Regions from separate parts of the Mus musculus genome. Here all the other regions are linked to region 1. The links are chromatin loops, found by intact Hi-C in ENCODE. Cell type or tissue: heart. All regions are shown on one strand. Each heading gives the region's core, and the rest is flanking DNA. Links, peaks and the distances in the headings are about the cores only.

The links. Peaks named below come from ENCODE experiments on the same cell type or tissue, not always from the same donor. Only the 100,000 strongest peaks of a DNase experiment are listed, where the experiment ranks them.
Region 2: a loop joins it to region 1, with 15 times the contacts of the local background. A loop is called at or near these places in 19 of 42 quality-filtered maps.
Region 3: a loop joins it to region 1, with 6 times the contacts of the local background. A loop is called at or near these places in 12 of 42 quality-filtered maps.

What each region holds. Positions count from the first base shown.
Region 1 is chr19:28,754,524-28,762,331 of GRCm38, forward strand. It overlaps Gm35922 (a long non-coding RNA gene), which reads left to right and starts at 5,510. Exons shown (of 4, transcript XR_877801.1): 1 at 5,510-5,764. In heart, for the core only: a CTCF peak has its summit at 4,630 (motif pointing left); no DNase peak of the experiment used is centred there.
Region 2 is chr19:28,162,713-28,170,520 of GRCm38, forward strand. No RefSeq gene overlaps it. Among named protein-coding and RNA genes, the nearest start is that of Rfx3, 160 kb to the left of the region's middle. In heart, for the core only: a CTCF peak has its summit at 3,511; a DNase peak (open chromatin) is centred at 3,499; H3K4me3 peaks cover 467 bases.
Region 3 is chr19:27,446,654-27,454,461 of GRCm38, forward strand. No RefSeq gene overlaps it. Among named protein-coding and RNA genes, the nearest start is that of C030016D13Rik, 21 kb to the left of the region's middle. In heart, for the core only: a CTCF peak has its summit at 3,999 (motif pointing right); no DNase peak of the experiment used is centred there.

The DNA.
Region 1 (7,808 bases), core at 1,660-6,659:
TATGGGATGGATCCCTGCATATGGCAATCACTAGATGGTCCATCCTTTCGTCACAGCTCCAAATTTTGTCTCTGTAACTCCTTCCATGGGTGTTTTTTCCCCATTTCTAAGAAAGGGTGAAGTGTTCACACTTTGGTCTTCGTTCTTCTTGAATTTCATGCGTTTGGCAAGTTGTATCTTATATCTTGGGTATCCTAAGTTTCTGGGCTAATATCCACTTATCAATGAGTACATATTGTGCGAGTTCCTTTGTGATTGGGTTACTTCACTCAGGATGATACCCTCCAGGTCCATCCATTTGCCTAGGAATTTCATAAATTCATTTTTTTAATAGCTGAGTAGTATTCCATTGTGTAAATGTACCACATTTTCTGTATCCATTCCTCTGTTGAGGGGCATCTGGGTTCTTTCCAGCTTCTGGCTATTATAAACAAAGCTGCTATGAACATAGTGGAGCATGTGTTCTTCTTACTGGTTGGGACATCTTCTGGATATATGCCCAGGAGAGGTATTGCAGGATCCTCCGGTAGTACTATGTCCAATTTTCTGAGGAACCGCCAGACTGATTTCCAGAGTGGTTGTACAAGCTTGCAATCCCACCAACAATGGAGGAGTGTTCCCCTTTCTCCACATCCTCGCCAGCATCTGCTGTCACCTGAGTTTTTGATCTTAGCCATTCTGACTGGAGTGAAGTGGAATCTCAGTGTTGTTTTGATTTGCATTTCCCTGATGATTAAGGATGTTGAACATTTTTTCATGTAACCTCTGGTCCTGCCTCTGAAGTTAATCTTGAAAAAGTGGCCAGAACAACAATACCATAAGTACACACCAGCAAATTTCTTCTTCAAGGTATAGTGGTGCACCTTTTGGCAGTGGGAAGGTTCAAATATGATAGTTGGCCATCTTTCAGGTCTGAACATTTCCCATTATACTGGTCAAACTTCTTAAATAAATGGTGGCGTTTTCAGTCAGACACCGTAAGCCACCAATAAAAATAATGCTGTATTTGAAATGTATGGTTTGAAAATAAGTGAAGGAAGTCCGATTACACAATAGTGATCATGATAGGTCAGCCATTTCTATATGAAAAGTATATATGCATGAAACGTAAAATATTTTAAATGTTATGTCCCAACATGCTAATATTTTAATGGCGATTATTTCATAAATCTGGGGTCAGATATATCATTTCACTTTGTCTCCATTTCCCTATTACACTCCATTTATATTTTCTGTCTTTATGCTGGCATCACTTACTGCTTTTAAAATAAGGGAAAAAAGTAAAATGATTCTATTTTGGAGTGAAAAGAAATATTTTTAACTTACAAACATATCCCATGACTTTTAAAAATGATAACTCTATTAGACAAGACGTCCTATTAGATCAGCGGTTCTCAACCTGTGAGTCGCTCTCCTTTGATTGAATGTCCCTTCTACAGAGCCTCCTAAGACCAAGACCGTGGGAAAGCCCAGAGATTTACAGTATGGTTCATAACAGTAGCAACAAAAGTAATGTTATTGGTGGTGGTCACCACAACGTGAGGAACTGTATTAAAGGGTCGTAGCCTCAAGGAAGTTGAGAATGGCTGCCTTAGGGGATTCAGTACTTAGTGTCTTATCCTGCCATCTCTCCTAGCAGTTATGGTCCCTACAGACATCCTACATACTGGTGGACGAGAGTAAAGGAATGAAAGACACTGGGGTAGAAACATTTTTTATTAATTATTTTATTTATTTACATTTCAACTTGCAGAGGGTTTGCAGAGGGGTCCCCTTTCTTGGTCTCCCTCTGCAAACCCTTCTCTCTATCTCCCCTCCCATTTGCCTCTAAGAGGGTCCTCTCCATCCACCCAGCCACTCCTGCCTCACCCCTCCAGCATCCCCCTTTGCTGGGGCAACAAGCCTCTACAGGACCAAGCACCTCCCCTCTCATTGAAGTCAGATAAGGCCATCCTCTTCAACACATGTAGCTGGAGCCATGGAACCCTCCATGTATACTCTCTGGCTGGTGGCTTAGTCCCTGAGAGCTCTGAGGGGTCCTGTTAGTTGATATTGTTTTTCTTCCTATGGGGTTGCAAACCCCTTCACCTACTTCAGTCCTTCCCCTACCTCTTCCATTGAGGTCCCCGCCCTCAGTCCAATGGTTGGCTGTGAGTATCTGCAGCTGTCTTAGTCAGGTGGGGCAGTCTCTGGATGGCTTTTCTTTCAATCTCTGCTCCATTTTTATATTTCTATGTTTCCTTTAGACAGGAACAAATTCTGGGTTATAAATTTTGAGATGGGTGAGTAGCCCCCTCCCTCCTCTGTTGGCCATGCCTTTCTACTGTATGTGGTCTCTACAGGTTCTATCTTTTCCACTGTTATGTATTGTAGCTAATGTCATCCTTGTTGGGTCCTGGGAGCCGCTGGTATTCCTGGCATCTGGGATTTTCAAGTGGCTCCCCCTGCCCCCTCCCCATTGCTACTTATTTCTATTCATTCTCCTGGCCCTCTGGTCTTCTGTCTCTTCCCATACCTGGTCCTGCCCTGCCTTTTCTCCCTCTCCTTCCCCTCCCTCACCCAGGTTTTTCCCTCCTTCTGCTTCCTGTGAGTAGCTAGTTCCCCCGTCTAAGTGGTATTGAAGCATCCACACTTCGGCCTTCCTTTTTGTTAAGCTTCTTATGGTCTGTGAGTTATATCATGGGTCTTCTGAGCTTTTGGGCTAATATCCACTTATCAGTGAGGACACACCATGTATGCCCTTTTGAGTCTTGGTTACCTCACTCAGGATGATATTGTCTAGTTCCATCCATTTGCCAGCAAAATTCATGAAGTCATTGTTCTTAATAGCTGACTAGTATTCCATTGTATAAATTTACTACATTTTCTGTATCCATTCTTCCATTGAGAGACATCTGGGTTGATTCCAGCTTCTGGCTATTATAAATATGGCTGCTATGAACATCGTGGAGCAATTTAACAGCATATCTGAAAGCTCTATAAGAAAAAGAAGCTAACACACCCAAGCGTAGTAAAGTAGATAGCAGGAAATAATCAAACTCAGGGTTGAAATAAACCAATTAGAAACAAAGAGAGCTATATAAAGAATCATCAAAACTAAGAGCTGGTTCTTTGAGAAAAATCAACAATATAGATAAACCCGTAGTCAAACTAACTAAAGGGCACAGAAACAGCATCCAAATTAACAAAATCAGAAACAAAAAGGGAGACTTAACAACAGAAACTGACGAAATCTAAAAAAAAAAAAAAAAAAAAAAAAAAAAAAAAAAAAACCAAAACTGTCATATTCTACTACAAAAGCCTATATTCAACAAAACTGGAAAATCTAGGTGAAATGGATGATTTTCTAGACAGATGCCAAATACTAAAGTTAAATCAGGATCGGGTAAACTATCTAAACAGTCCCATAACCCCTAAGGAAATAGAAGCAGTCATTAAAAGTCTCCCAACCAAAAAAAGCCCAGGACCAGATGGTTTTAGTGCAGAATGCTATCAGACCTCCAAAGAAGACCTAATACCAATACTTCTCAAACTATTCCACAAAATGGAAACAGAAGGAATACCACCTAATTCATTTTAGTGAGGCCACAGCGATGATACCTTGCTTCTACACAGTTATGAGGTCCCTTGCTTCTACACCAAAGAGTCAAGGAGCTAGAGACTGTAGTAGGTGTGCCTACGCTCACACGTTAAGAGTCCATAAAACCAAATACAGCTAACTGTCTTTGTTTCTGACTCAGATTCTGGGGTTTCTTTTAAGAGTGTTGGGAAGGAGCGGTTGGAGGGATGTGTTCATAGGTCTAACCTGAGCACAAGGGCATTGGGTGCTCAGAAGACAGGAAGAAAAAGGACCAGGGAAGCCAGAGAGCTAAACACGGAGAGGAGCTTGAAAAACCCCCTAGCCATATTCTCACTTTAGTATATAGGCCTCACCAAGGCTTAAAAATTGTTTTAGAGTAATTTGAAAGAGAAATGCTAAATTTTCTGAGCTAGTTGCCTGAGGCTGAGTGAATCCAAAGCCTTGAGTTCAAAAGCTAAACATAAATAATTAACTAATTAGTTTTGAAAAAAAAACAAAAACAAAAACATAAAACCCCCAACCTCTTTTTGAGACGACGTGTGTGGTGGGGGCGGGGCGGTGGGGTATTTATACCATTTCCAATAAACGGTTTGACTGGACATTTTTTTTTTTTCCCAGAGATGACCCGGAGCTTGGGCGTCATGAGGACACAGCCTCTCTGTTTCTTCCTCAGACTTGGAGAAAGAACGTTCCATTCCACGCAATTCATGAATTTTAAAAACCATGAACCTTCCTTCACATTCTGGAAGCACACAAACGTTCTCCTGTAAGGGAGCTGTTCAAAGGATGAATGCTCGCGAGGTCTCCATGCTAACAGCAAGAAGCCTTTTCAGGCTGCCTTTGTTCTAAGCTGGCTAGAGGCTCCGGGCCCAGGACTCTCAGTAGTGTCTGGACATATGGTTGGGCAGAGAGTGCAGGGGCCGAAGTTACTAGCCACCAACTGCCATAATGGCCCTGTCCCTGGAAAATGGCCAAATTGTTGAGTCAAATGCCAATGCCACCTTGTCATCCAAGGAACTATAAACCACGGAAGGCCACCAGCTCCCTCTAGTGGTGGACCACCAGGAGTGGCTATTCTCTTGCCTTTGCCCCCCAGTCCCGGAACAAATGACACTCTGCCTGTTTTGGTAGTAATCTCTATCCACAGTTTGTCCGTGAGCTACTAGTCACAGACCCGGAATGCTGGAAACAAAACGGCAAACTCAAATTCAGAAAGTTCTCTAGTGATTTCTCCATTGCCCTTAAAATTAACCCCCCCCCCAATCATCCCCGAGGCTTGCTGAGCCCCTGGTGAAGTCTACTCCTGCGGTCACTCCATGATTCCTGAATGTTCCCTCTGCAGTCTTTGTGCAGTTGGTTGCTGCCTCCCTTTGAAATAATTGTGATATTTTTTTCTTTACCTGCACCATGATCAGTTACGCATCCTTTAAGATTTAACTTAATCATCAAAGCCTTCCCTGATCTCCAAAACTAGCATAAATAAAAAGAAGAAAGGCCTAGAAAGGAAAAAGAGTGGTCTTTATTCTATGTAAACATAGGTGTGTTCTCTGTAAGTATGTATTAGGCTGGGTGCTATTATTATATTTTTTTTATTCGAAACAATGAAGGAAAATAATATCACCTTCAATTTATAGTCAGAAAAGCAAAGTCCACAGAAATTTAGAAATTACAACCAAGTGCAATTTCGAAAGTCCACAGGCTTTTACTGTATGACTGTTCCTCTTAGTTAGCTCAACTTACGAACCATCTGCTCTTGCTTACCCGAGCCATCAGAAGCATCTCGTGGCATGGCTGCTCTCAGAGAGAGTCATCGAAAAATCATTTATGTCAGGTTTTAGCTGGAGGTTTTCTTTTTATAACCTAAAAGGGGATTTTAAAAAAAATGTTCTTAATGTCTCCAAATAAAATAAACCAGCCTGAGTAGTCCTTATTAGTGGATTTTCTGAGCCAAAGGGCAACAGCACATCACAAGGTGGGGAACAGAAAGAGCTTTGGGAAGGAGTTCCTGACAACGCTGTTCTTAAGCCAAGCAAGAACACTGGCCCAAGCCACACAGTGACTTTCATCAAGCTGCACTGGTCTTGGGACCTTGGTTCTTCATCATCAACAAAGAAGGAAATGGGAGCTGGCATGGTGGCGCATCCCTGTAATCGCAGCAGTTAGGGAAGCTGAAACAGGAGGACTGTAAGTAATTGTGCTATTGGTATTTTATTTTTATTATTCAATGTCTATGGAGCCAGACTCTATGCCAAAAATAGAAAGAGTTAGCCTAAGTTAGTATGGATTCCAAAGGGACCCACTCTAGGTCTAAACTTTGATTATTCCATTTGAAGTGTAGCTGGTTGCCCTCAAATTTGCTGGCAAATACTTGAGGCAAGGTAGTCATTTTGTTTCACGTTAATAAACTTCTTCAAACACCTTTCAGAGTAGTCAACATCTTGGTGATGCAGCCCAAACTTTAATGTAACAGAACCAATCTTGTTCCAGAGGACGCACTGAAAATTCTGTCAACCTCTCTAAGTTTAAATGCAGAGAGTGGGACTTAAAATTCCATCCAGGATCCCACGCAAGGTTTCCATGCTTTCTCATAGCACACCCTTTAGGGAGATCAGTTTAACCGCCGGAGTTTCATACATTGCTCTGTAGCTTCTAGCTAGCACTGTTGCTCATTAGAACTTGGAGCCCTCTTCTTTTAATAATCCTAGCTCAGCCATCATCTTAAGTTATCGAAAACTGTAGCCTCTGAGTGTTTTAAGAATATTAAAAAGGAGACTGAAGAGATGGCTCGGAGGTTAAGAGCACTGGCTGTTCTTCCAGAAGTCCTGAGCTCAATTCCCAGCAACCACATGGTGGCTCACAACCATCTGTAATGGAATCTAATACCCTCTTCTGGCGGGTCTAAAGACAACAAGAGTATGCTCACACACATAAAACAAACAAACAAACAAACAAACAGATAGATCAATAGATAGATAGATAGATAGATAGATAAATCTTTAAAAAAAGAATATCAAAAAGGGCAGATTTCTTTCTCACCTGATTATTCTCTGTAACAACTCATACATAGCACTTGCTTTGTTCTTTTACTTGAAACAAAAATCTTTACCCTTCCAAAGAGTCTCATCTGAAAATGCAAACAATAATATCAACTCAAGACACAGGTCTCTGGTATGTGGGTTCTACTATAGCTACCCATAAATTCAAAGTTATCCCCAGGAAGTATTCAACCACAGAAGGAACATTTGCGTGAGGATCAAAAGACCCAGCTTGGGTACATCCTAGCTGGAATGGTTTGGGCAAGCAGTTCCCCTTCTAAATCCTCCATTTCTTACCTGTCCCTGGAGCTGTAATATAACAGCATGCTGATCAAATGCACACATGGAAGGGAGAGTTGGCTTAGGAGTCCCAGTGACCAAATCAAGGTTCCAATGGCTCTGGATGAGTTACAGCCATGAACCACAACTGAATAAGCTTCATCTAACACACACAAAGCCCAATGTTCAAGGCAAAAGAGCGAATAATTAAAGAGCAATTCATGAACGGAGAGACAGTGAAAAGATAAAAGATTCGGAGACCTGAAGCCAAATAAAAGCCAGCAGCACACTGTCTTCCCCTAAAGCTCTCACTTCTCGGGGCTCTGGTATCAGCTCGGAGCTTGTACTTCTCGGGGAGTTGGTATCAGCTCGGAGCTCGTACTTCTCGGGGCGTTGGTATCAGTTCGGAGCTCATGCTTCTCTGGGCTTTGTACTTCTCAGGGCTTTGTATTGGCTCAGGGCCACTTTTTCCACATGGCTGTCTGCACTGAGTGAAGAGCATCATTCACACAGACCTCTGCAGCATCCTGGTCTTCCACGATTTCTCTGCCAGTCTCAGCACTGCCCCAGAGGTCTCACGGATGCTCTTGTGTTATGTGCGTCTTCATGCTTCTTGCTAGATTTTCAGCTCTCCAGAAGGACTTTTATCTCTCGGTTGACTCTCCCTAGACTCGGTTCATTTGAGTTACTATTCCAACCTGCAAGATTTTCAGGAATTTGAGTTTGATTCTAGTCTCTGTTACATGAATGTTGATGAACCTCAAACTCATCTGGCTGGTGAGAAGGGACAGAAGAAACAGGAGCTGGACATGGTCAGGTGTCTAAGCTAGAAAACGCATCACACTTAATATTTAACAGACGTATATTTGATTGTTTCTTATAATAAACATAGCATATCATTTTTAATTAATTTT
Region 2 (7,808 bases), core at 1,350-6,349, 590 kb before region 1:
TAGGGCACCCAGGGATTCATTTGTGATCTCAGCATATCTATAGGTGTGTATATGGGAAATGAGGGGCAGGGGAGGAATCTGCTCCTTCCTAGCCAGCTTGGTCACCAACACTCAAGCTTGTCCTCTGACCTCTACACATGGGCAAGTGTCCACACATACAAGGCCATACCCCACAACACATGCACACACACACACACTACACATACTGCACATACACACACTACACACACAGATACACACACAGAGATACACACACACATTACACCACACAAAAAACAATTAATTATTTGCATAAATCATTCTGAGCCACCAGAACTCACATGTTCAGTGGAAGGAGATCAAGCAAACAGCAGATCACAGCCAGATTAAAAGACCTTAGTTGCCACATCAAGTGACATCACTGGAATAATGTAAGGTGACATTCACTAGTTACTTGTTGAATTATATAACTCGTTTCTCTAGACAGCTGAATAGCATTTACATTTGTAAATTACTTTTGAGTCTCAGGCCCTGGTGTAGATCAATTCCTTCTACTCAATGGTATCCATGGTTAAACCCAACTTCTGCAAACCAGGCTCCAGGCTACTCACAGAACAACTCCCATCATTAGCAAACACTGCCATGCAGCAACCTGTCCCTGGAGAGGAAGGGACAGTGAGAGGCGAGTCATTAGAACAGGCAGCCTCCTTCCAGACCCTGTGGTTCTCATGCAATCCTCCGAGGAAGGGCGAACTGTCGGAAATGACGTAATCACATGTGTGCATCACACTCTTAAGGCCAAGGGCTTCGTTTTGGTTTTCTCCTATTCAACTTGGGCAGTGCCTCTTGTTTAAACTATTAGGTGAATTATTCATTTTCCTTAGCACAGTTATAAAGAAGGAATGCACCAAGCCGTGCTGCTACTTGCAATAATTTAAAAAAAAATAATTATTTAAACCGAAACCTGGCCTTTTAAGGGGCAAATGTAGGATCAGGCATTTGCTATATAACTGTTCTTCCACCTCACCTCACCCCACCCACCCCCACAGTCACCAAGTGCCCAAGGTCTTCAAAGACTTGTTTAGACAAAGGAGAGGACTGAGAATCCTGTGTCTATAGTTTCTAGGCTTCAGCCAGTAAGGGTTAGGGTTAGGGTGTGCATGGCTGCTGAATCCTGCTTGTACCTGAGGCTGGATGTTTATCTCTATGACGATGCTCCTGGTTGGACATTGTCATGAGCTCTTCCCTTAGCTCTAGGTCACACTCTTGAGCTACGGCCAACTTAATCGCTACCATACAACAGGACTGAGGAGCTTAAGGTCACACTCGGAGATGACTGAAGACACCGTTGTCCTTAGGTTCCCTGGGATCTGCTCAAAATAGCTAGAAGGGGAGAGAAGTTGCTGGAAGTCAACATTTCAGGTTCCTACAGCTTTCCCCCATTCAACTCCACTGCTTCCCATCACGCTGAAGGGCTCAGCATTGGCAGGAAGCCCTTGATCTGATGATAAGGATGCAGGCAGGCCCAGCTCATCTTTGAAAGAAGATCCTTTGAGTCTAAGATGGTGGAGAGTGTCTTATAACTCTTAGTGGCTTCATAGCATTGTGACTTTGAGTTTGAAAGCAATTTGGAGACAACTTCCAATCCTTTGTGCAAAGCTACTCTTCTGCCCCAGTGAGCAGCTAGCATTATAAAGGGAGAGATGTTTTAATGTTAAATTTTCTCAGTCGAGATACATACTTTACATACATGTGAGAGATGAGAGGACTTCAAGCACGACATAAAGGTTTTAAAATGCAACGCTTCTAGAAATACTTGAAAATGGTATGGCAGAGAGCCTTAGGAATTTGTCCTTCAGCTACACAGAAAACAATAGAAATGTTTGGGCAACAGTAATATCATGACAAGCTTTTGAAAGACGGTGCTCTATATAGACACTTGCCACTAAAACACGATGAAGTGGTAAACACAGATAGAGTCTATAAATTAAAATCAAAACCGATTGGCTAATTGCAAAAACAAAGGTTAATGATCACGCAGATTAGTTTCAAAGTGGGTCACTTCTCAAATTCTTCTCACTGTTTCATTATTTCCCTTCCTCATCTCCTTGCTGCCTCCCCAACCATTTACTCTAGGGACAATGGCCTCAACCAAGATGCACCTGTTCAACATGCTTGAGGGAGGCAGAGACAGGGATGACCGCAGTCTGGACCAGAACGCGACAGGTGCATGCTCGGCTATTCTGTATTGGAACCATTGCCCGCCTAGTTCTAGGCTTTGGGTGCTATGGGGACTGAAGAAGGCAACTTCAACGACTCAGTCTTTGAACTCATGAACCCCTGTCAGGTTGGCTAAAATCTCAGGCTGCAGCTTCCTGGATCTCACCTGGGTGAAAGCAACTTTTCCCAGCTCTGCTGAAAATCAGACAAGAAAATGAGAGCCCCCTTCTGTGTCAGCCCGTGCTTATTCTAGTCTCGGGAGCGTTGTGGGGTTTTTGTTTGTTTGTTTGTTTGTTTTGATTTTTAAAAGTTAAGCTAGTTTTATTCGCGAGCAAAGCATTCTTTCGTTTGTGGTAATTAAAATGGAGGAAAGAAAGACAGAACAAAAAAGGTCCATCAGCGCAACAATGAGAATAGAGAGAGAGTTTTAAAAGCTCATCTAAATTCATCTAAGTGGAGGCACTACACCGAGAATGCTATCCCGAAAAAAAAAAATTCTAATCCTAGATTCAAAACCATAAACACCGGTAATTATGGTGGACAGCAACAGCTAAGATAGTGTATAAACGGGGAGTTCTACACTCCATTTTAAGCCACCAGGTAAATGTCATTCTGGGTGACAAATAAGCATTTGGGCGTCATCCCTTGTCTAATTGGATGCCTGGAGCATACAGTGAAAATGCACGCATTCTCCTTCCACCCTCCTTCGGGTAACAAACTTCATCTCCTGCAAGCTGACAAAATGCAGACTGTTTTTTGGCTCACAAGTAACCCCACGCTGGTCACATATAGCTGTTTAGAAAAAAAAAAAAAACAAGACGTAACTGCAGAAAAAAGAAAGAGCTCTTTCAGCTGGCACTTGGGAGGAACAGACAAGAGGCCACATCCAAATCCTAACTTTAATTTGGGTTACTGAACAAGGATGACTGACTGTTCACGACTCCCTCCGAACAACAACAGACACACATGTAATGTGAAAGCGACTGAGAAATCTGGCTGTAGGGAGGCCACTGAGTTCTCTCGCATCCTATAAATAACACCGCGCATGCTGAGAAGTCACTACCGAGCACATAGGAAAGAGTGCGCGCGCACACACACACGTTTCATCTCCACTGACAGAGAGCACCGAAGTGAGGTTTGTTTAGAGGGATACAGATGCCTGAAGTCTGTAAGTAATGCAGTCTGCAGTACAAATGAAGCAGGCACTCAGGGAAAATACCCTCTGGTTTCTGGAGAGCAGAAGCAGGCAGGGGCTACTGAGCTGAAACCCGTGGCTCCGGCTGCATCGCCGCAATGCAGTGCTAAGTTTATTCACCAGGGGTCATCAAAGGTCTGGGTTTTTCTTTGTCTACTTGTTGACACATGTACACTGTGTACTTAAGAACTCCGGAATGGCTCAGCATTGCTCACAGGGACATACATATTACTGCTCACCCCCGCTCCTGCCAGCACTCCAGCCCCCCTCACCCCTATTACAGAGCATTCAATTATTGTTCTCTCTAGATCTTTACCAACACATTACAGGTAGCACATCCACTAGACACATGAATGGAAATACCTCTTATAACTAAACCAACTTGTTCGTCACAGAGACAACATGCCATCAAATTCGATTTTCAATTATTTATTATTTATTTATTTTTAATTTAAAAAAATCAGTTAGCATGTTTCAAAGTTAGGAAGCAAAAGGCTGGTTTCGCTATTGTTTTCCAGACTGCAAGTGAGTTGTGACTCCATCTCTTAAGATTTCAATCACTCCCTCGGGGCCTGGGATCTGAGGTCTGAGCAGGCCCATGGGAGAACAGGCCAACATTATTTGCCCAGGTTGGCCCCATTAAATAGTAAAGAATGGAGAACATGTTTTCAATGATGATCTTTGGAACTGACCTGAAGGGCAAGGTCTCATAGGTCTTGGTGATGCCGGTTGTGTCTGGAGGGAACATTGCCCTTCGAGCAGTATAAAGTGCTTAACCTCGGCTTTCCTTAAAGTACCTCCTGAATGTGTCGAGAATGGGCCTATTGTGGGCAGTTTGATTCTTTCTTATCCACTCCTCTGAACAGACTAAATTACAACTCCGGAAAGCTCAAAGGTGAAATGTCCTTCAACCACGAGGAAGAGATTCTTCTAGATGCTTCCCAGGGCTGCACAGCTCCTAAGGACCCAGACCCTCCTCCTTCCCTGAAGGACGAAGGGCAACCGCAGTATGGAAATGGGGGTGTTTATCTGTATTCCTTTACACTACACTTAAGATGCAATATTGGAACACTCAAATTACCTGGTTTTAGCATGTAACAGTTGACAGTGACTTCCAAAATATAACTCAGTCCCTTCATGCCATGCTTTCTGAACACAAGGTAAGTTCTTTAAGTCGGTTGCAGGCAAAAATGGCCTGTACACTTAATCCTCTTCTCAAATGAGATGGAAAAAAACCTTACAATCTGAGGCTATGTTGTATTAAAGCGAGACACAGAATGGAAAGAAAGTTGAGTAGAACTAACCATGCAATTGATGCATTTAGCTTGCAGTCCTCTGCAGAAAGCCAGGCACCGAGATGCCCATTCCCGCTTGACAGTTTTGTCATCGATGCTGTAAAACGACAGAACACATGAGTGTGTGGGTGTGTCCACAGGAGAAGGTTTGCTCAAGTTTGTTATTTGGGGAAGGATTGTGAAACCAATAGAAGATGGGGGTGGCTAGATGCAGTGAGGTCCAGAAGCTTTGGAAATCTCCACTCAGCCCTAGGGCAGAACAAACATCCAAGCAAATGAAGCAACGGCCACAGTGGCAACAGCACTTAACTCTTAAGCTGTTACCTGGCCCCTTAACCTCAGGCTGTAATGTGGATTTTACAATCCTGGAAAAAAGTGAGCGGGGAGACGCAAGACAAGATTGGTTGCTTTTTATTTTCTCCTGGTATGAAAGATTTCTCAAAAGATGAACGAGGCAGGACTTACCCACTGACCTTCTTCTGTTTAATGGAAATCACATAGCCCAACGCCAACTCATGTGACAGCACCTCCTGCGTAAGCCTCCTCCAGCTAAATAGCACGGACAGTTATTTCAAAGTGACATTTACACTGTCAATGGGGATCAGAATGGCTGAAGGGTAAGATAGTGATCAAGAGAGGATTAAATCCCAGAACCAAAAGGAGGCAGATATCTGTAAAAGAGATAAGAACGCCTGGAGCTGTCCAGAGCTCTTTCTATATAAGCAGCTGGAGACAGTGCAAGTTGCAGGTGGCTTTACCAGCTGGTGTGTGTGTGTGTGTGTGTGTGTGTGTGTGTTTTGGAGGGACAAGTAGCTACTGAGTCCAATATTATTTAGTTGCTTCTTTGTTGCCCATTCATTGGATGATGGTCAATTTTGCCATTTCCAGATTCATCAGTTCTACACAGAGAATAGTCAATCATAAGTATTGTATTGCATCCAACAGGTGACAGACACCTGGGAGAATGGGATAAATTTTTTAAATCCATAGGTCTTATCTCGTTTTGGGCTGAGGGAATAAGCACTTAGTAGTATATGCCAAAATTCAGGCCTGTTCATAGAATCGTATGTTTCATGTAGTCCTTCCAGCAGGAGTACAGTGGAGTTTAGGTTATTTTGAGAGTGACTGGATGTTTTTAAAGAGGCTTATAAAGCAAAGATGTAGAAACTGGGTGAGTTTCTGCCTTGTGAGAGGAGAGAAAGAGCCCAGGAGGCAAAGACTGCAGCTGCTAACTGCTAAGAGTGCATAGTAGACCCGCCCTCTGTGTTCTGTTAACATGCAACAACAATGAACCAAGATGATTGAGAATCTTGACTGTATCAGTGGACTAGAAGCACAGCTCAGGGTTAGATTGCTTGCCCAACATGAGTAAGGATCTGGCTTCGAGTTCTAGCAGAAGTTGGTAAGGAGCCATTATTACATGTCAAAGAGCAGTCATGTAGTCTAGGGCTTACATGAGAAGAAGAGAAATGGAAAGAGGGATTACCAGAAGAGCTTGGCTAAAGCCAAGCACCGTGGAGGCAACATGTTAGCGCTCTTAAATAACCACAAGGACCAGCAAGAAACAAGTTCAGCTTGGAAAGGTTCTGTTGGAAGTTCTCAGTAGGAAGATTAAAATCAGGAAAGTACCTCCCGTGAATTCCTCTCCTTAGTACTCTCTCACAGAAGTTCGAACAGAGGCCATATGACCATGTGATGGATTGTGACATATACAGGATTCCCGTAATGATCAGATGTTGTATTAGATAACTCCAAGAAGTTCTTAGCTAAATTCTATGGAATCAATATAACACGTAGATGGGAAGCATTCATAAACGTACATTAAATTCAGATCTAAATCGGTTATGAAGCAACTGCATACTACTACCCTGTTTTGTCTAAGTTTACTGAAAGTTATACAAAATTAGAGTGGAAAATAAGACAACTTCTTCCTCTTTCACCCTGCTGCTCTGCATCTTCCATCATTCTTGTCCAAAACCAATGAGTAAGAGTGAACTTCAAAACTCACTACTGGTCTTTTTACCCAGTTTTGAAGGACATATTAAATGTGACTAAGCAGGGCTGACAAGATGACTTAGCATGTAAAGTGCTTGCTGCCAAGCCTGAAGAACTCTGTTCTATCCCTGAGATATAAACTGTGGAAGGACAGAATTGCCTCCTGTGAGTTGTCCTTTGACCATCAACAAAGCAGCATGGCATGCATACACACACACACACACACACAAAGTAGCAAAAAGCTTAATGTAATTAAATGCAATTACTGGCCAAAACTCTAAAATAACAAGTTTATTGGGATACTTATTATTTGGTTAATAAGTAATTAACCAAAGTATTGAGTAATGAGTCCTTGAATAATGAGGACTTTCTATTTTAATGTTATACTTGGGTAGTTAAGAAACTAATACAAATTATATATATGTATAGTATATTAGTACTTATCTTGTATATATAAAAATATGTAAAAAATAATTATATATATATGTAAATTCACATCGACCTTGAACATTTACCATACACTAAGTACTATGCTAGAAGAATTTAATGTTTTATTTCACATAATACAAACCTATAAAATTTTAATTTCTAGTTATAAATCATAAAACCTGGAGAGTATAAGTAATTTACAAGTACTTAGTGATATAGGGCTTTCATGTAATCCAAGACTATCTGACTCCAAGACCTTTGCTATTTACCCTAATAACATGCCATGCTTCAAGGTTTTTATCAATGTGTTTTTAATGGATTATCATCATTAATGGAAGAGAAAGGCAGAGAGCAAAAGAATAGCTTTTTCTGGTCAGCTTAACATAAATCAGGTTTGAGGCTTCCTGGAGTGCAGAATGGCTGCATCTTCATGGGTTTCTCAGCACCTATACATATAAACTAAGATGTTTTCACACTGCAAGTCATTGAATCCCTTGAGTCAATGGACTTAGATCAGTGATAATCCAGATTCAACCTTCAGATCAGCAAAATCAGAATCAGTTGGGACCCTGGGCCAATGAGGTTGCTCAGTTGGTAAAAACACTTGCTGCCAAGCGATGACCTGAGTTCAATCCCCAGGACCTACATGACAGAAAGCTTGAATTGCCTGTTGTAGGTTGTCCTTGGACAGCCAC
Region 3 (7,808 bases), core at 1,350-6,349, 1.3 Mb before region 1:
CTTGGTGGTGTTTGTTGTTTGGGGTAGAGAAGAGCAACAGGTGCAAACGCCCTGAGACATGGACACACAGCACTAGCTTGAAGGGTAACAGGAAGACCCCCTTGTTGGTGCATCAGTGTAGGAGGCTTAGAGACTCACTTGAAAGGCAGATGATAGTGTTTTGTAGTGTGAAGACTTCTTTTGCTCTGAGGGGTAGTGAGCCCAAGAGAGCTATGGATAGGCTTGTATTTTAAACTGGACCACATTCTGGATGCCACATAGAGAAGAAACTGATGGGGGTGGAAGAAGGGGATGAAACCCTTTCAAAACTGGAAGGGGGAAAGGAGAGTGGTATCTTGGAGCCTGTCAGGGAGCAGTGGAGGTCTGAAAGTGGGTAAAAGGTGGGGCATGGAGGTGCCTGAGGATCTAGCACCACGGTGTCTGAGCGGAGGGCAAGTTGACCAAGGGTGGGAGAGTATCCTGGTCAGGATGCTAGGAACCTGAGACTCTAGGACCGTTAACATCACTTGAAGCCTCCATCTGTCAAACTGTGTGCTCCCTGGAGCACCACCATCTCTTTGTACACCCTGTTTTAAAATTTACCCAGACATGAACACAGAAAAATGTGACCTTTTGAGAGTTGAGTGTCATGGTACACCCCTACAAGCCTGGCACCTAGAAAGTGGACAGAGGCAGGCAGACAGAAGGAGTTTCAAGTCATTCTGGGTTACATAAGATCCTGTCTTCTGTGGGAAGAGGGACTACCATTAGTAGTGAAACTGAGGGAAAACTGGGATTTGAATACTGCAGGTCACTGCCCCCTACTAAACACGTGTATTTCCAAGACCAAAGTGTATTTCTGCAGAGCGCTCCATGGGCATTGTCAAACACAGTCTGTGAGGGTTGAGAATTAATGGGACTGAGACAATAGACAAACTGGAGAAGAGCCCTGAGCCCCCGAGATTTGCCATGAATATTCCCAATTACAGGACAGACAGAAATGGCAGAGGGAACTGGTCACCAGATGGCAGTATGTGCCTAGAAATGTCTGATGGTATGGAAGGCCAGAATCGACCACCCCTCTGGATTATCGGGAAGAGTCGGTTTTTATCTACATCTCTTTTAAAGGCAGATGCCTAGAGCTCTAGAGGTGGGGGCTGGTGGTGTTCTGACTCTTCCTGGGCAAATCTTCAGGCTGACCCGCACAGGATGGCTATGAAAGATCTGCTCTCCCCAAACAAGTTCGCAACAGAGTCGAACACAGGGATTCTTAGACCCCTGGCAATCCATTATGCCTCTGAACTCATCAGCATGGTGCCATCAAATATATACAACAGTACTCTCTGGATTACAAAAGGCAACCAATCTTGCTGAAATGTGAATATTTAAGGGAGTGTGTGATGTGGTAACATATCACTCATGTCTTTACTGATGCACTTTAATGGGGCAGGCCTCTTCGTACCCACTGCGATTGTGGAACAGATGTGGGCAAAAATGATACTTCAAGATATTTACAACTGTCCTGGGATGTTTGTCACCCATTATCATATTAGATAAGCTGCTTCGTCTTAGTAAGACGTCAATGAAAATATGCTTGTCTTTTCCCTCCACACACTCTCTCTAGATTTCTTTGTTCGGTGTGCCCATGGAGCCTGTGACTAGTGAGAGACCCTAGCTTAGCAATCCTTAGCCTTCAACACTTTGAAAATGATTTATAGTGGCTGAGGATGCCTGTCGATGGGTCCTTACGGAACAACTTCAGCACAAAAGCTGACAGCCAGCCGGGGCAGTTTTCTCTCTGGCAGCTGGGGCTCTACCACTCACACACAGTAGGGGTGCTTCAGCCTGGGCAGCATCAAACTATTTAGATTTTATTCTAAGAAGGCAAAGGGTGAGCTGTGCCAACACTTCACTCCCGTCGCCCACACCTCTATTCTAGTTTCTGTCCATGAGTGGACAGAGCTGGGTGACTCCGTGTCAGGCTGGAGCCCTCGGAACCTGTGCTGGCTCTGAGGGTTGTTGGACTCATTAGTCAACACCAGCGGAGCTATTGGAGTGGCTTCTCTTCTAATTTCATCTGCCTAACATAGATTTTGTCGCCTGAGTGCAGGAACTTCCTTGAGTTGGGTTCAGGGATCTGGCGCAGTGGGGATGAGTTGGGCTCAGGGATCTGGCACATCTTCTTCCTGCAGTGCCCTGCCCTTGGCCATCTTCCTGACAGTCCCATCTCCCCTCTCCTACTTCTTGCGATGTCTCCAAGGCACTAGGACATCCATCTTATCTTAGAGTCTCTCCTATCTTCTTTGTTAGCTGTGTGGTTAATATTGATTGACGAGATCTAGAATCACCTTGAAGGGCAACCTCTGGCATGTGTGCTGGATTTTTTTTTCTTTTTCTTCTTTTTTTAAAAATATTTTTATTAGGTATTTTCCTCATTTACATTTCCAATGCTATCCCAAAAGTCCCCCATACCCTCCCTCCCACTCCCCTACCCTCCCCCCACTCCCCCACCCACCCACTCCCACTTTTTGGCCCTGGTGTTACCCTGTACTGGGGCATATAAACTTTGCATGACCAATGGGCCTCTCTTTCCAGTGATGGCTGACTAGGCCATCTTTTGATACATATGCAGCTAGAGTTAAGAGCTCCGGGGTACTGGTTAGTTCATAATGTTGTTCCACATATAGGGTTGCAGTTCCCTTTAGCTCCTTGGGTACTTTCTCTAGCTCCTCCATTGGGGGCCCTGTGATCCATCCACTAGCTGACTGTGAGCATCCACTTCTGTGTTTGCTAGGCCCCAGCATAGTTTCACAAGAGACAGCTATATCAGGGTCCTTTCAGCAAAATCTTGCTAGTGTATGCAATGGTGTCAACGTTTGGAGGCTGATAATGGGATGGATCCCTGGATATGGCAGTCTCTAGATGGTTCATCCTTTTGTCTCAGCTCCAAACTTTGTCTCTGTAACTCCTTCCATGGGTGTTTTGTTCCCAATTCTGGGATTTTTTTTTTCTAAAACAGGTTAATATTGGAAGACCTACTCTATATGTGGATGGCATCATTTGGTGGGGTGGAGTCCTCGACATAGGTAATGAAACAGAAAATGAGTCAAATACTCATCTTCCCGTGCCTCCGGACTGTGGATCACATGCAACCAGCTCCCTCAAACCCCTGCCACCATGGCTTTCCTGCGTGATGGGCTACACCCTCAAATCCTGAGCAGCTTTTTATTCATTTCTTCTTCCCTCCTTCCCATCTTCCTTCCTTAAGTTATTTGAGAAAACAATACACTAGCCAAGCTGCTTCCTGGGTCTTCTTTGCTTTCCCCTTCATTGCTTCACCCAAAGTCAAAGTTAATGTCACCCAAATCCCAGGAAGGATGCTCTAGTTGCCAAAAGCCAGTTCATTCCAGTAGTTAGAGAAACAGAAAAGTCCTTTGAATCCCTACATCATTCTACTTAAAACATCTCCTTAACGTCCAGGCGCTCCCAACTCGCCATCTCCTACCCCGCTTTATCTTATTCAGGGCTCTTAATCTCATCCTAAATTTGAGTACTTACCTTACTATTGTCTGTGTCGCCCCAGTATCACTGGGGACAGTCATTGCCTGTCATAGGCTCCGGTATGTAGTAAATGTTCAGTTAATACTGGATAAAGGAATTAACAGATTGGACTGGAATAGGGGTGCTGGCAACTCTTGAATTTCACGTTTACAATCGTTTTAACTATTGCCTTTCATTGATACTGTGAACATAAAAGCACCATGGGTCAGTTACATGGGGTTTGATATAACAATTCACTTTCCTTAGCACAAATACAAGTCCTTTAAAAGCCATTTTATTTTACTAAAGTGTCTAGTTTATTATTATGCACAGGGTACATATGCTAATCATTTTATTTTCATGCCCTGAGGTCTGCACGGTTAAGGTACGGCTTCACTGGGACACATGTGTGGGAGAATCACACAACAATCGCTGGCAACACTCCTGAAAAGTGTTAGCCTGGACACCAATGCCAGCAGGGGGCACTAGCAAGCAACCACAGGGACAAGCCCAGCAGAGTAACTGCATTTTCTATCATCTGCAGCTTACTGGATTGGTCTCACATAGCAACACCATCCATCATTGATTGGAAAGCTATCCTAGGACCTCACAGAAGGCATGCTCCCGCAAGCATGGAGAGATGCAGCCCTAACACAAGCTAGGCAAGTGTGAGCATCTTAAAAATAACAGGCCCAGGTCATTCGTGTCTTACCTGCTTTTAAGATACCTACCTATCCTTCCTACAACCAGCCAGTCTTCAGACTCACACTGGCATTTGGATTTGTTTGCATTAAATGGGTTAAGGAGAACTGGGGTACCAGTGTGGGCATCTTTAGAGTACCCTGAACAGAGAGGTTTAGCATCTATAATGTAAAAGGTGACAGCCCCTCAGGGCCAGGTAGACAAGGAGCAAAGCTGTACTCTGGTTCAAACACAGTAGTTTTAAAGTAGATACAAACTGCATCACTGGAAGAAGTATAGAAAATATGATAAGGATGAGGGATGCATATAGGAAGTATATTGTGTATACATAAGAGTATATTGTGAAATTGATCTAAGTCTGGATATGGATTTAAACAGATACATAAGAGGCATGGCTGTAAATCTAAAATTATTTGGTTTAATGAGCTATTACTTATCCTGATATTAATTTACTTCTTGTAAGGCTGACATAGCATATATAAAAAGGAAAAGCGAAAGCAAAGGGTTACTGTGTGCTTGTAAAAGTTCCTTCATTTTTGAGAAACTTAATGACTCCAGAGACCAATACACTGCTTACTAAGGATCCTACAGTGTCTATTTCAGTTACTCTGGAGGATATTGACTTGTTCCCATTGGAACCCTATCATTTTCTGCCCCCATCCCCCAGATTTTTGAGCTATAAGTATGAATCTCCCAACACAATAGTTTTTTTTTTTTAAACATATATTTAGTTTTTTAAGCAATGGGCCCCGCAACATTAAGACGTTTTCTATCTGTCCTGTTCTGTTCAACATCTGGGTATGAGAATAGATTAAAACAGATTGTTACATGTAGCTTCTATTTTGTGGCTAACCAAAGCCATAACATAGTACAATATCAACTTTACCCTGACGGACACCTTTCCCAGGGTGGGGTTGTTTTGAACAACGTTGTCCTGAGCATCTTCATGCATCTTCACACAGAATATGGAAGAGTTGAGAGAAGCTGAGTATTTTCTGTGAAATCCAGCACTCTTTGCATGCATAGTCGCTGATCTGCCACTGCTGCCCACAAGCATCCGAGAATGACAAATCTTTCAGTCTACTAACAGAAACAGGAACCAACCTGTTCAAAAGTACTGTGCAAAATTGCTTGGAGAATAAAGAGGTCATTTTTCAAGTTGCCTCGGGTATGTCATGGATTTTTGGTCTTTTATGTTTATAATGTCTAGGGGTTTTTTAACCTTTTAATTTTTATTTGGAAAATATTATACATAATATTATATATATATGTATACATATACACACACACACACTATATATACATATATAGTGTGTGTGTGTGTGTGTGTGTGTCTGAGATGAGAGGACTGTCTCACACTGTAGCTTAGGGACTAGAACACACTGTGTGATGGACTAGACTTGGGCTAGTAGCAAAAATCTTCCTGCCTCATCTTTCTGAGTGCTGAGTTTATACTCATAAGTCACCACACCTGGGCTTATACATCTACATTTTACTGTAGTTTAAAAGACTGTGTGAAGCGACCTGGGAAACTAGTGTCCACAGCAAGAAGGGCAATGTTCTCTGAGCCTCCAGTGTCTCCATGTGTCTACAGCTCCCATTGCTCCAGTTTACACTTAGTGTTTCCTCTTTTCTTTTCTTTTCTTTTCTTTTCTTTTCTTTTCTTTTCTTTTCTTTTCTTTTCTTTTCTTTTCTTTTCTTTTCTTTTCTTTTCTTTTCTTTCTTCCTTCCTTCCTTCCTTCCTTCCTTCCTTTCTTTCTTTCTTTCTTTCTTTCTGTTTTGTTTTTCGAGACAGGGTTTCTCTGTGTAGCCCTGGCTGTCCTGCAACTCCCTTTGTAGACCAGGCTGTCCTCAAACTCAGAAACCTGCCTGCCTCTGCCTCCCAAGTGCTGGGATTAAAGGCGTGCGCCACTATGCTCAGCTCTCCCCCTTTCTTTTCTTCTACACATAAATGTGCATCATCCCCAGGAGAACACCTTAGCCTTTGCTAGTCAGAGTGTGAAACTCTGGCCACTAAACAAATGCTGGACCACTGAGCCCCAGCTCCAGCTCCAGCCCCAACTCCAGGCCAGCTGTTTGCTTTATAACATACATCTTTATAAAAATGAAATCATAAGGAATAATTTTGTCTCTACCTTATGTCAAACATTTTAAAAGCACCCACGTTGTTCTTTACAGCTACTTTTTATTGATTTTTTTTCCTGCATGGAATGTTATTAAGTAAAATTTCCACAATCCATTTATCAATTTTATTTCAGACCTTAATTTTCCTGGGTTTTTTTTTTTTCCCTATAATGAGTGTGTTGTTCAGTTGATTCTTCTGCTTGTCTTCTGATATGTTTATGCTGACATTCTCTAAGGAGAATATATCTAGAGGCAAGATTGCTAGATTCAGGAAACATAGCTGAAGTGCTAGATAAAGATATGCTATTCTTCAATTACATACATACACTAATGCCCCAACAACAATTCACTGAGCTCTTACTGTGGCATGTTTCCAACATTTGATTTTGTCCACCTTTTATAGTTGAACCAATGTACAGTCTGGTCAGTGAAGGGAGGTACATGCTCAGGGTAGCTTTGTTAATCTCTCCCTCTCTTCCCCCTCTACATCATCCTTTCTCTCTTCCTCTGCCCTTTTCCCTATGCCCCTCTTTTTACTCCCCTCTCCATGTGTATGTGCACATGTGTGTGTGTACATGTATTCCTTTATTTGTGCTCTCTGTGTTTTATTAGTGCTGTCTTCTAAAAGATGTGTTTTGCTTTTTATACATAAATATTTAAGCCTCTAGAATTAATTTTTGTTCATTGTTCATGTTCAAAGCAGAAATCAAAAATCTGTCCTCCCTTTTTCCCCTTCCTTTACTCTGCCCTTTTCCTTCTTGCCCCTACTCCACTTTTTAAACTGCAGAATCCTCTGTTAAACACGGCCTATTTTAAAAGACTGATCTTCCCTGTGCCTTTGCACATATCCTCAGCTATGCACTAAGTGGGCACTGATGTGTGAACCTATGCTGGGGTGTGCCATTTTGAACCATGGATCCACTTCTCCATCCTTCCACAAATACCACTGTCCTCACATCTACCACTTCAGAGTGGACCTTGGTCTGCTGCGGCAGAGCACGTTGGCCCATCTTGCTCTCCGGGAGAGCCCTGGCTGCACATTGCTCTTGGCTTCTGAAGAAATGAAAATATAAAGCTACAGAGCCTTCTTTTCTTCCCCTTCTCTGACTAATTGTTTGTTGGGCGTCTTTTCATAAAAATCTACTTTATAGAAACAGGCTGCTTATGTAATTCTTATTCCCTTCTTCCAGTCTCAGAAGATTTGAATTTTAAAAAGCTTGAATTTTCTTCAAGAATAAGGCTTTTTTACAATATACATATTTAATAGGGTGGAAAGGAGAATAGAGAATAACTATCCTTAATGTCTTGGTATCTCATTTACAAACAAGCCCAATGAGTTGTTCAAACAAACTTTACATTTGTGTTAATTTAAACAAGATGATGTAAACTGGTAGTGTCCTTTGTCCTGGCTACACTATGTCAGCCCCTTTGCTGACAGCCCTGGGGAACTCCCTTGCTCTTTC